Regions from separate parts of the Homo sapiens genome. Here region 1 is linked to region 2. The links are chromatin contacts, found by Hi-C or POLR2A ChIA-PET in ENCODE. All regions are on one chromosome and are shown on one strand. Each heading gives the region's core, a stretch centred on a gene start or an enhancer-like site at or near the end of the contact. The rest is flanking DNA. Distances are from core to core; before and after follow the strand shown.

Region 1 (6,407 bases), core at 3,901-6,400, 40 kb before region 2:
TGTATTTTTGGTACAGACGAGGTTTGACCATGTTGGCCAGGTTGGTCTCGAACTCTTGACCTCAAGTGATCTCAAACCACTTTCCTACATTATCTGTGCTGGTCCCCAAGCTCTTCATTGTTCAGATAAAGCTGGGACTAGGGTGAGAAGAGTGAGGTGCCTAGAGCACAAAATGGAAAAAGACATCGCCCTCCAGTGCTGAGCCTGCACTTGTCCCATGTTGAGAGTGATGCCTCCTTAGCTTTTGCATCCTGGGTGCCTCTCTCACCTCATCCTAGTGCCAGGCCTATTCCCTGAAAATCTTAGGCACTTCACATGCACATACAATTTCAGTGCATCCTGAAAGCCCACTGATTTTGAGATGCCCTCTTAAAGTAACTTTGGGAATTGGCCAGGTATGCTGGCTGCCTGTCATGCCAGTGTCAGAGGCATGTGAACCAGAACAACTCCATCTTGAATAGGAGCTGGGTAAAATGAGGCTGAAACCTACGGGGCTGTATTCCCAGACAGTTAAGGCATTCTAAATCACAGGATGAGATAGGAGATCAGCACAAGATACGGGTCATAAAGACCTTGTTGGCCGGGCGCAATGGCTCACACCTGTAATCCCAGCACTTTGGGAGGCTGAGGCGGGAGGATCACGAGGTCAGGAGTTCAAGATCAGCCTGGCAAACATGGTGAAACCACATCTCTACTAAAAATACAAAAATTAGCCAGGCACGATGGCAGGCGCCTGTAATCTCAGCTACTCGGGAGGTTAAGGCAGGAGAATCGCTTGGACCTAGGCAGCAGAGGTTGCAGTGAGCTGAGATGGCGGCGCTGCACTCCAGCCTGGGTGACACAGTGAGACTGTCTCAAAAAAAAAAACAAAAAACAAAAACAAACAAAAAAAAAACCTTGATAAAATAGGTTGCAGTAAGGAATCCAGCTAAATCCTACCAAAACCAAGATGGCCACAAGAGTGACCTCTGGTTGTCCTCACTGCTCACTACCAGCAGCACCATGACAGTTTACAAATGCCATGGCAACATCAGGCAGTTACCCAATATGGTCTAAAAAGGGGAGGCATGAATAATCCACCCCTCGTTTAGCATATCATCAATAAATAACCATAAAAATGGACAACCAGCGGCCCGCTGGGCTGCTCTGTCTATGGAATAGCCATTCTTTTATTTCTTTTTTTTTATTTTGCATAACAAGTTTATTTTTTAAAAGGCATATAGACAATAAACAAACTAAATATTTAATCAGATCTTAACTTCTGTCCTAGAATTGTTCTGTTAAGTTCTAGTCTGTGAGCACTTGTAGTTCAATAATCGTCTTCTTCATCAGAGTCCATTACTTTTCTTCTGTTGAATTTCACTGTTGTTGTCTTTTCTGTTTGTTGGCTTACTTTTTAAAGGATTTCTATTAAACCTTGTTCTGACACCTTCTCAGTTGTCCATATCTTGCCATCTGTATAAGGTAATTCTCTACTGCTTTAGTTTTTTCAGGCTTTACAAGTGCTAAGTTACTTAAACCTGGCCCGGCCGACTGATCCAAAACTTGGGTTAAGATACTGTTTCTCATTTCTGCTTCCCTGTGCTTTGCTTCCTGTTGGGCTGCATCGCCAGGATCCTGTCGGCTAAACTTGGGTCAGAACAAATGAATTCCGGAAAAACTGAATTCGGCCCGGCTGCTGCTGGCTCCAAAAGCTGAGACTGTGCTTGGATCCAGGCCCGCCAGGACGAGCCCGCTCCAGGCCAGGGGACCCCACACCCCAACGCCGGGGCAGGTCCTGCATGTGGCAGCCCCTGCCGCGAGCCTCCTGGGCCCCTCGTGACGGGGAAAGCGGCATGGCCACCTCGGAGCCGGCCATGAGGCCGCCAGGGCAGCGCCAGGGACCGGGCCCCCGGGGAGGCACCCAGAGCCTCCCCATTCTTTTATTTCTTTACTGTCTTAATAAACTTGCTTTCACTTTGCACTGCGGACTCTCCCTGAATTCTTTCTTGCACGAAATCCAAGAACGCTCTCTTAGGGTCTTGTTCGGGACCCCTTTCCATAACATATTTCTCTGTCCTGTAACACCAGCACTTTGCGAGGCCGAGGCAGGAGGATTGTTTGAGGCCAGGAGTTTGAGACTAGCCTGGGCAACATAGTGAGATTCTGTCTCCATAAAATTAAAAATAATAATAATAATAATAACCTTCGGAGGCCGGGTGCAGTGGCTCACACCTGTAATCCCAGCACTTTGGAAGACCAAGGTGGGCAGATCAAGAGGTCAAGACATCGAGACCATCCTGGCCAACATGGTGAAACCCCTTCTCTACTAAAAATACAAAAAAATTCGCTAGGTGTGGTGGCGTGTGCCTATAGTCCCAGCTACTCGGGAGGCTGAGGCAGGAGAATCGCTTGAACCCAGGAGGTGGAGGTTGTAGTGAACTAAGATCACACCACTGCACTCCAGCCTGGCGATAGCACAAGACCCTGTCTCAAAAATAAAAGATAAAAAAAATTAAAAAAATAAAAAACTTTGGGAATCAAAATATGCAGTCTTCACATCAGCTCTAGTGTTCATATGTGACTTCAATTTTGAATCTTAAGATACAAGATTCCAGGGCCTCTGAGAGTCCACAGAACACCTCTGTGTGACTTGGAAAAGGCACTACCTCCGGACAGATACAGCCCTGCTGAGAGCAGCTGCAGAATAAGAAGAACTCAGCCTTGCTGTCTCCACCAGTGCCCTTGTAGTACAGAACCTGCGCAGCACTTACGGACAGGAGTCTGGTGATTCATGCCTTTCACGTGGGTGATGTGAATGAGGACCCAGTTTAGAGTCAGACATACCTTTTCAATTCCAAGCCAGCCTTATGCCAGGAAATTCTGAGCTTCACTGTACATGGTCTGAGTCTGTTCTCCAACCTCTAAAATGTGCGCAATAATTTTTAGAGTTATTATGAGGAGTAAACGAGTCAATCTATGTCAAGTGTTTTCTTTCTGTCTTATAGTTGCTGCTCATTAAATGCTAGTTTCCCTGGAAGAGCTTAATAGAAATGTGAATGAATGTGTTTCCTTCGGGCGATGTTCCAGCACTGTAGAGGTCTTAGATGTGCCAGAACCTGAGAGAAGAATAATCATAGTAATAATAACAAGTATGTATTATAAGTCTTTACTTGTGCCAGGCACTGTTCTGAGAACTTTACATGGATTAACTCATTTAATCCTCCCAACTCTAAGAAGCAGGAATTTGTAAAATCCCCTTTTAGAGATGCAAAAAGGCCCTGGCCAAAATGTCCTGGGGCTCCTCTGGCTCAGTAAGAGCTAAGAACCAAAGACAGAAGAGGAAATTCTCTCTGCATTTTCAGTCTGTGTGGCTCTCTGGCAAGGCTGGGTCTCCCCATCAGGGCACGGGATGTGGTAGAGGAGGTTCCCAGGCTGAAACAGTGAGCTACATCCTCCCTCTGGACCAAGCTTCCTTTAATATTGCGAATTAGTAAATCAGCTGGATAGTTGTTCTAACACTCCAGCTAAGAGTGAACAAGGATTATAGATGAGAATAGGCTAATTTGTTTGTTTTACAGAGTTAAATAATTTCAGGAGATCCACTCTCAAATTGTAGTCCAAGCTTCCAAGTGACTTTTGCTAATAGCTTTGCCTTTTCTTTAGTTTATGTCAGTAAAATGGGTGTTGTTCCACATCTGTTAACATCCCTATAAGCTTTCAGTGAATGTTTTTTTTTGCCGTGACCGCCTCACAGCCAGTGAACTTAATCATTGCTGACATCAGCAATTTCTCTGCCATTGATATGGAAGTTAAGTTTAGTTTAAGTAAAATTAGTTTACCCAAAACCAATTACGCATTTTAGCACCTGCAATGCAAGTTAAGCCGTCCCTCCTTCCTCAAACACAGCTATTTACATTTATTAGCACTTCACTGACAGGTCTCTTCAAGCTCAAGCATTAAACGGTCTTACAAATGTTTCCTGCTCCCGAATTCTTAGATACTGAGATCCGCATGGGCTGAAACCATCCTGATTATTTCCAGAAGCCTGGGAAACAGGTCCTAGATAGTCATAATTTAGTATTTTAATTTACTCAACAAATAATTACTGAACACCTACTATGTACCAGGATTTTGTAGGGTCTCTGGTAAAGAATACAAAAATCTTTTGGTTGGGGAAGGGGGTAGATGAAGGTCACGAAACAGGGGAGAAGCAGTTCCTAGAGGCACAAGGAAGCTAGGGAGAGCGCAGGGTATTCGAATTGGCTGTCTCAGCTAGAGAAAACATCTATAAAGGGCCAGACGCAATGCAGGTTCTGTCTCAAATATTTGAATCTCTTCCATCTACACCATTTGGCAGACAGGAAGTCCCTACTCTCTGTGGATTTACTAATGGGAGAGACAAACCTCTGATGTAATGAAGTGGCAGGAGGTGTGTTTACTCCAGCTTCCCTTGAAGGGAAAGAATAGTGGCAGAAAGTTCTTCGGTGAACCCCAGGGTACACATATAAGAGTGGGAGCACGTGCTGGTTTGCAGTTTTTGTTAAATCCAACTGGCTCCAGCTCTGTCAGATAAGAGTAAATTAATTCATTTATACTCCACAACCATAGCGGGGGATGAGAAAAAGGAGGTTGAGCAGTGAAGATTAGGGCGCTGGCCCTATCTTAGAGTGAGAGAGGGTCTAATTTCTTGAGAGAGAAGCCCTACATGTTCTGTTTTCTTGCCCTGGTCTGCTCCATTTTTGCACTTTTATAACTACTACACAAAAAAGCTATGGGTTGAAATCAGGTCCCTGGAGCATTTTTAGCTACCAGTCAATCTAGGGAAACTCTAGCTTTTGGAAGGTTAAATCAGACTATGATTCAGAGAGTTTGCATTTTAAGGAGAAGCAATGTAATTATTGCTCAGAAGAAAGTTTTAATGCAGTCCCAAGGTAATTAAGTACAAAGCCTAAATTAGATGCTGTACTTACTAAATTGACTTTCTATAACTTAGAAAAGAAGATTCCTAGGCAAAGCCCACGACATTATAATGAAAAAAGCCTTCCACTAAGCTGGTCTGATTGACTTGGTCAAATGGTATATAAATTAAATCCATCTGAAGAATCTGATCTCCAAATGGGATTTTCATTTCCATAAGACTGCAGTTTAAAAATGTATGTGAAGTAAGAAAGTAAGACTAAAATCATTTCCCCCCACGGCTGGTGAACTTGGCAGTCCACGTGGAAAATGAGCCAGCTCTTCCCTTGCTGAACAAATCCATTCAAAGTGATTTCACAGTTTTCCTTCCTTATCCTGTGGAATGTGGAAGCCATTTTCCAGTGAGTTAAAAAAATATGATTCTGAGGTTTTAACCCTTTGGGACAAGATATTCATTCTCTCTTTTTTTATTTTTCCAAGGGTATGTAGGATAATGCAATAGGGATTTTTTTTTTTTTTTAGCACAAATGCTGAAGGCAGAAAGTTGATTCAACCTTATTTAATTAGGACCCAAAGGGAATAGTTATGCCTAATATAATGCGAAGTTCTGTAATTGAACTAATATGATTTTGCAGCCACCTCTCAGGGCAACACTAACGCAAGTAGATTAAATGATGCAGGAAAAACTTTTTTGTTTTGGTGTTGCAAAATTAAATAAACTAATTAAAAATCACTAGTTGAAGGCTGCAAGCTTTTGTAGTCAAGTTGGGTTCTTTTGGGGGTACCTGACTTCCTTTGCCCAATTTTTCCCCGATTCTATGCCAAACTCTATGCCAGGTAAAAAAGATAGATATGTGTTTGCTTATATTTACATAAAATATATCTTCCGGAAAAGAAACAAAAAAAAATTTTTTTTGCTGTTTTGCTTTATTTATTTTTACTTTATTTATTTATTTATTTATTTATTTGAGACAGAGTCTCACTCTGTCACCCATGCTGGAGTGCAGTAGCGAGATCTCGGGTCACTGCAACCTCTGCCTCCCGGGTTCAAGCGATTCTCCTACCTCAGCCTCCTGAGCAGCTGGAATTACAGGTGTGCGCCACCATGCCCAGCTAATTTTTTGCATTTTTTTAGTAGAGACGGGGTTTCACCACGTTGGTTAGGCTGCTCTTGAACTCCTGACCTCGTGATCCACCTGCCTCGGCCTCCCAAAGTGCTGGGATTTTAGGTGTGAGTCACCGCGCCCGGCCTTGCATTTTTGAAATAGGCGATTCATTCACATTAAATCCAGAAAGTGTATACGAGAAAACGCTTTCTTTTTTTTTTTTTTTCTTGCTCTGTGGCCCAGGCTGGAGCGCAGTGGTGCAATCTCGGCTCACCGCAACTTCCACCTCCTGGGTTCAAGCGATTCTCCTGTCTCAGCCTCCCAAGTAACTATGCACCACCATGCTCAGCTAATTTTTTGTTGTATTTATAGTAGAGACAGAGTTTCACCATGTTGGCCAGG
Region 2 (6,538 bases), core at 1,970-4,469:
GGAGTTTGAGACCAGCCTGGGCAACACGGTGAAACCCCTACTCTACAAAAAATACAAAAAAATCAGCCAGGCTTGGTGGCACAGGCGTGTGGTCCCAGCTACTTGGGAGGCTGTCGTGGGAGGATCACTTAAGCCCAGGAGGGCAAGGCTCCAAGATCTCACCATTGCACTCCAGTGTGGGTGACAGGGTGAGACCTGGTCTCAACAAAAAAAAAAAAAAGAAAAAAGAAAAAAGAAAAAAGGCTTAAACACAAGTGACAAAGGCAGAACACAGGTAAGACTATCACAGTTAGGTTATTTGTAACTCTCCAGCAAGCACTTCAGTCCTGCACAGATACCAACTGACAAAAACAGAAGCCTCTTTGAGGTTCCAGGTAGACATAATCTCAAATAAAAGTTACAAATATGAAAAGACAACAAAATACTTTGGGCTGAAAAAAAGGGCACAGATTATAGTTCCTACAATAAGGTGTGAAAGGAAGTAGATTCCAGAAAACAGGATGGGAGGAAATATTTGCAAACTATGCATCCAACAAAGGACTAATATCCAGAATCTGGAAGGAACTCAAAACAAATCAGCAAGAAAAAAAAAACAAAAACAAATAATCCCATCAAAAAGTGGGCAAATGACGCGAATAGGCATTTCTCAAAAGAAGGTACACAACAATGAGATGCCTCCTTATTCCTGCAAGAATGGCCATAATTGGCCGGGTGCAGTGGGTCACGCCAGCACTTTGGGAGGCCGAGGTGGGCGGATCATGAGGTCAAGAGATCGAGACCATACTGGCCAACATGGTGAAACCCCATCTCTACTAAAAATTCAAAAATTAGCTGGGTGTGGTGGCACACGCCTGTAGTCCCAGCTACGGGGGAGGCTGAGGCAGGAGAATCACTTGAACCCTGGAGGAGGAGGTTGCAGTGAGCCAAGATCACGCCACTGCACTCCAGCCTGCTGACAGAGCGAGACTCCATCTCAAAAACAAAAAAAAAGAATGGCCATAATTTAAAAGTCAAAAAACAACAGATGTTGGTATGGATGTGGTGAGAAGAAAACACTTTTACACTGCTGGTGGGAATGTAAACTAGTACAACCACTACGGAAAACAGTGTGGAGATTCCTTAAAGAACTAAAAGTAGATCCAGCATTTGATCCAGCAATCCCACTACTGAGTATCGACCCAAAAGAAAACAAGTCATTACATAAAAAAGATACATGCACATGCATGTTTATAGCAGCACAATTTGCAACTCCAAGGGTATGGAACCAACCTAAGAGTCCACCAACCAAGGAGTGGATAAAGAAAATGTGGTTTATATACACCATGGAATACTACTCAGCAATAAAAAGGAACAAAATAATGTATTTTGCAGCAACTTGGATGGAGCTGGAGGCCATTATTCTAAGTAAAGTAACTCAGGAAAGGAAAACCAAATATCATATGTTCTCACTTATAAGTTGGAGCTACACTATGGGTATGCAAAGGCATACAGTGTGGTATAATGGACTTTGGAGACTCAGAAGGGAGAGGGTGGAAGGTCGGTGAAGGATTGGGTACAACATACACTACTCGGGTAATGGGTGCACTAAAATCTCAGACTTCACCACTATACAATTCTTCCATGTAACCCAAAACCACTTGTACCCAAAGCTAGTGAAATTTAAAAAATGCTTGAAAAGGAAGAAAAAAGGCTGGGTGTGGTGGCTCACACCTGTAATCTCAGCACTTTGGGAGGCTGAGGCGGACAGATCACTTGAGCTCAGGAGCTTGAGATCAGCCTGGGCAACATGGTGAAAACTCCATCTCTGCAAAACAATTAGCCTGGCATGGTGGCATACACCTGTAGTCCCAGCTACTCAGGGGGCTGAGGTGGGAGGATTGCTTGAGCCTGGGAGGTCAGCCTTCAGTGAGCCATTGAGCCATGATCTTGCACCACTGCACTCCAGCCTGGGTGACAGAGTAAGACCTTGCCTCGAAAAAAAAAAAAAAAGGAGAGAAAATAAAAGAAATATTTTGAGAATGTGAAAATCAAAGAGGCTAGGCACAGTGGCTCATGCAGTGGGAGGGTAGCTTGAATTCAGGAGTTTGAGACCAGCGTGGACAACTTAGTAAGACTGTCTCTATAAGAAAATCGAAATATCAGCCGAGTGTGGTGGCGTGCACTTGTGATCCCAGCTACTTGTGAGGCTGAGGCAGGACGACTGCTTGAGCCCAGGAGGTCAAGGCTGCAGTGAGCTGTGATTATGCCACTACACTCCAGCATGGGGGACATCTCTGAAAAAAGAAATAACATAAAAAAAACAAGAAAATAAAAAAACAAAAAGATGTTAGTACTAATGCTTATAATGTCTCTATATGTTTCTGCTGCTGTTCAGCAGAAAATGGTGGTAATCCTAAAGCACCAAACTTACTAGATATGGTAGATGCTGTGAGAAAGAAAATGCAGAAAAAGGCATAACATTCTTACTCTACACCAGAGCTTTTATAAAAAGTTAAAAAACTTTTAGAGTACGCTATAAGTACTAAATTCTAGGTTAAAATTAGCAATTGTCTAGAAAGTTTAAAAGTAAGAATTCAGGAAACTATTCTCAATTATAAATCTGTGCTCTAAGGAACATTGTTCAAGAAAGGATTCCTTCTTCTCCCTGATACCATCCATGGTTTTAGTAATTACCTCCCTGACTTAATAGAATTCAATTACTTAGAAATAATATCAGATAGACATTAAAGATTTTAATATTCCATCAAGTTGGCTGTACCATAAACATTTCATTGTCATTTACAATAATTAGCAAACTCCCAGTGGGCAGACATGTCACCCTAACTGTAAAAAGCATTACATAGTCAACGTGTAATGACTTAAACAAAATTCTCAGGTCGCTATGGAAAGGAACATTAAGTAGAAGCACAGCTGCACAACACTGCAAGTCTTGGCACAGGCCATACCCTCCAAATTTTGTTGTTTTTCTGGATGATGAAATAAGAGACAAAGAAAATGCTGTCACACAGCAAATCATCAGAGGAGCCAATGTTAGCAATCTGTTACCAACCCTGGTTCCAAGATATGCCTACTTGTTCTGCCAACTATCCCTATGTACAGTCCAGAACTAATCCCAGTTTTGATTCACTAAACCAACAGATAAGTCATAAAATTCAAGTAAAAAACTAAAGCACAAATGCAAAGGGAAATGACGTACTTCTTCTAAGACTACACACACATGAAATGTGATCCTTCTGTGAGCTGCGGCTGAGTGGATGGAACTGGCGATGCCGAGGACTCAGGAGATGGGGACAGACTTTTCACTAAAACACACAAAGAAAATGGGAGAAGATAAAAATCTTTAAGACACATTTGGAGAAGTAAATCCTGATGCTGTAATCCCACAAAAATTAGAACATGTTTTGAGAAGGAAGTAATAGATACATTTGGTTCTATTGTGATTTTTTCTTTTTAAATAATTAAAAACAAATTTTTATTAATTGAGATGGGGTCTCACCATGTTGACCAGGCTGGTCTTGAACTCCTGGCATCATGCAATCCTCCCATCTTGGTCTCCCGAAGTGTTGGGATTATGTGCCCAGCCTGTTATTTTCTAATTTGCAATCTAATTATTCAGTATAAAATATTTCCTGACAACTACTTAAAAATTTTTTTTTTTTTGGCTGGGCGTGGTGGCTCATGTCTGTAATCCCACCACTTTGGGAGGCCGAGGCAGGCGGATCATTTGAGGTCAGGAGTTCGAGACCAGCCAGGCCAACATGGTGAAACCCCGACTCTACTAAAAATACAAAAATTAGTCAGACATGGTAGCTCGTGCCTGTAGTCCTAGCTACTTAGGAGGCCGGGGTAGGAGAAATGCTTGAACCCAAGAGCCAGAGGCTGCAATGAGCTGAGATTGTACCACTGTACTCTAGCCTGGGCAAGAGAGCAAGACTTTGTCTCAAACAACAACAACAACAACAAAAAACAAACAAACAAAAAAAATACTTTACATTTTTTTTTTCTGCTTTGAGGTTAATTTTCTGTTGGAACTTTTTTTAGTTCTATGCAGCTAAATACTATGGATGATTTAAATGTTGTGGTTTTAATACTATCATAACACTTTGATCCAGACCTGCTGCATAATAACCAAAACTGGCCAGTGACAATTTTTTTTTTAACAAGTGAGACCTCCTGTGCACACTACCTTATTCATTTATTTAGAGACAGAATTTCGCTCTTTGTTGCCCAGGCTGGAGTGCAGTGGCGTGATCTCGGCTCATCACAACCTCTGCCTCCCAAGTTCAAGCGATTCTCCTGCCTCAGCCTCCTGAGTAGCTGGGATTACAGGCATGGCCACCATGCCTGGCTAATTTTGTATTTTTAGTAGAGACGGGGTTTCTCCATGTTGGTCAGGCTGGTCTCGAACTCCAAACCTCAGGTGATCCACCTGCCTCAGTCTCCCAAAGTGCTGGGATTATAGGCGTGAGCCACTGTGCCTGGCTATTTATTTATTTTTTGAGACAGGGTCTTGCTCTGTTGCTCAGGCTGGAAAGCAGTAATGCAGTCACACAGCTCATTGTAGCCTCAACCTCCTGGGCTCAGGTGATCCTCCTACCTCAGCCTCCTGAGAAGCTGGGTCTATAGTGCCATCCCATCCGGCTAATTTTTTAAAAGCATTATTTTTAGTAGAAACGTTGTCTTGTTACATTGCCTAGGCTGGTCTTGAACTCCTGAGCTCAAGCAATACTCCTGCCTTGGCTTCCGAAAGTGCTGAGATTATAGGCGTGAGCCACTGCACCCAGCTCATACTGCCTTGTAAGTGACAGAGGCAAAGGAAAAGGCAGTGCTTAGTATTTGTTACAAGGGAACATGACTGGTAATATAAATTTATAATTTATTTTAAATAAGTAAATTAAATAAAGTTTATTTTATTTAAATTTATAACATACACGTTATATTTATATAAGATACGGAAGATGTTCTGCCCAGAACCCCATGCTTTTCCTAAGAAGAATGGTCCTGAATACTTGAATTTCATTGTTTCTTACTCTTCTGCAAAAGGGCAGGAGTGGTGGCGGGGTTTTGTAGGAATGGTTTTTTACTTATGGACTACAAGAAGCAAAGCTGGGCCGGGCGCAGTGGCTCATGCCTATAATCCCAGCACTTTGGGAGGCCGAGGCGGGCGGATCACGAGGCCAGGAGATTGAGACCAACCTGGCTAACAGTGAAACCCTATCTCTACTAAAAAAAAAAAAAATACAAAAAATTAGCCAGGCGTGGTGACGGACACCTACAGTCCCAGCTACTCAGGAGGCTGAGGCAGAAGAATGGCATGAACCCAGGAGGCGGAGCTTGCAGTGAGTGGAGATCGCGCCACTGCACTCCAGCCTGGGCAACAGAGCAAGACTCCATCTCAAAAATAAAATAAAATAAAATAAAATAAAAAAGAAGCAAAGCTGGCTGGGCATGGTGGCTCACGCCTGTAATCCTAGCACTTTGGGAAGCTGAGGTGGGTGGATCACCTGAGGTCAGGAGTTCAAGACCAGCCTGGCCAACATGGCGAGACCCTGCCTCTACAAAAATACAAAAATTAGCTGGGCGTGGTGGTGGGCACCTATAATCCCAGCTACTTGGGAGGCTGAGGCAGGAGAATCGCTTGAACCTGGGAGGTGGAGATTGCAGTGAGCTGAGATCACGCCACATCACTCCAGCCTGGGTGAAAGAGCTTCAAAAAAAAAAAAAAAAAAAAAAAAAGAAGAAGCAAAGCGATAATATGCACTAATTCCCATCCCTGTTCCCAAAAAATCATAAAGAAAAAGAGTAAAAGGGCCGGGCATGGTGGCTTATGCCTGTAATCCCAGCACTTTGGGAGGTTGAGGCGCGCTGATCACTGGAGGTCAGGAGTTCCAGACCAGCCTGGCCAACATAGTAACCCCCATCTGTACTACAAATACAAAAAATTAGCCGGGTGTGGTGGCACACACCTGTAGTCCCAGCTACTAGGGAGGCAGAGGTTGCAGTGAGCCAAGATAGCGCCACTGCACTCCAGCGCTGGCAACAGAGGGAGTACTCTGCCTCCAGGAAAAAAAAAGAAAAGATTTGTGAAGAGTCCAAAAAATATGAGAGAATAGAGCACAGAACAACTTGTTTTTTTTAAAATGCCATGGATAATAATTTTCTACAATTGAAGGAACAGCCAGGTATGGATTATAGCAATGCTGGAGTAAACAAACCCATTCTATTAGTTTAGATATTAAATCCTCCACAGTTCCCAATGTGGCAGGCTTGTGAATACTCTGAGAATCTAGCCCTGAGAACAGATAGATTTTCCAAGTACTGAAAGATTTTCTTTTCTTTTCTGAGAAGGAGTCTCGCTCTGTCACCCAGGCTGGAGTGCAGTGGCACGATCTCGGCTCACTGCAACCTCCGCCTCTGGGGTTCAAGCAATTCTCTGCCTCAGCCTCCTGAGTAGCTGGGATTGGAGGTGGCTGCCACCATGCCCGGCTAATTTTTTGTATTTTTAGTAGAGACGGGGTTTCACTATCTTGGCCAGGCT

What was found. A loop is a pair of places that touch in the nucleus more often than their neighbours do. ChIA-PET counts read pairs that join two places held with the same protein, here RNA polymerase II (POLR2A). Pooled maps may share reads with other maps.
Region 1: a map of ascending aorta shows a loop between it and region 2 (4-fold over the local background). The contact joins two enhancer-like sites. A Hi-C loop is called at or near these places in 4 of 168 maps with a recorded cell type or tissue (aorta, ascending aorta, endothelial cell of hepatic sinusoid and 1 more) and 3 of 50 pooled maps. POLR2A ChIA-PET finds 5 or more read pairs at or near these places in 10 of 52 experiments (GM12878, H1, MCF 10A and 6 more).

Annotation. Positions count from the first base shown.
Region 1 is chr12:19,408,363-19,414,769 of GRCh38, reverse strand. It overlaps a transcript of AEBP2 not described here and the pseudogene PDCD5P1. Among named protein-coding and RNA genes, the nearest start is that of AEBP2, 28 kb to the left of the region's middle. RefSeq lists enhancers at 3,309-4,201, 6,238-6,407. Within about 2 kb of position 5,150, at least 3 of the 41 ENCODE cell types and tissues checked have a DNase peak (open chromatin) inside an H3K27ac peak, as active enhancers do; they include ascending aorta, where a contact is called at or near this core.
Region 2 is chr12:19,366,457-19,372,994 of GRCh38, reverse strand. PLEKHA5 (pleckstrin homology domain containing A5) reads right to left here. Exons shown (of 32, transcript NM_001256470.2): 31 at 3,197-3,302. The coding sequence ends at 3,208. Among named protein-coding and RNA genes, the nearest start is that of AEBP2, 70 kb to the left of the region's middle. Within about 2 kb of position 3,219, at least 4 of the 41 ENCODE cell types and tissues checked have a DNase peak (open chromatin) inside an H3K27ac peak, as active enhancers do; they include ascending aorta, where a contact is called at or near this core.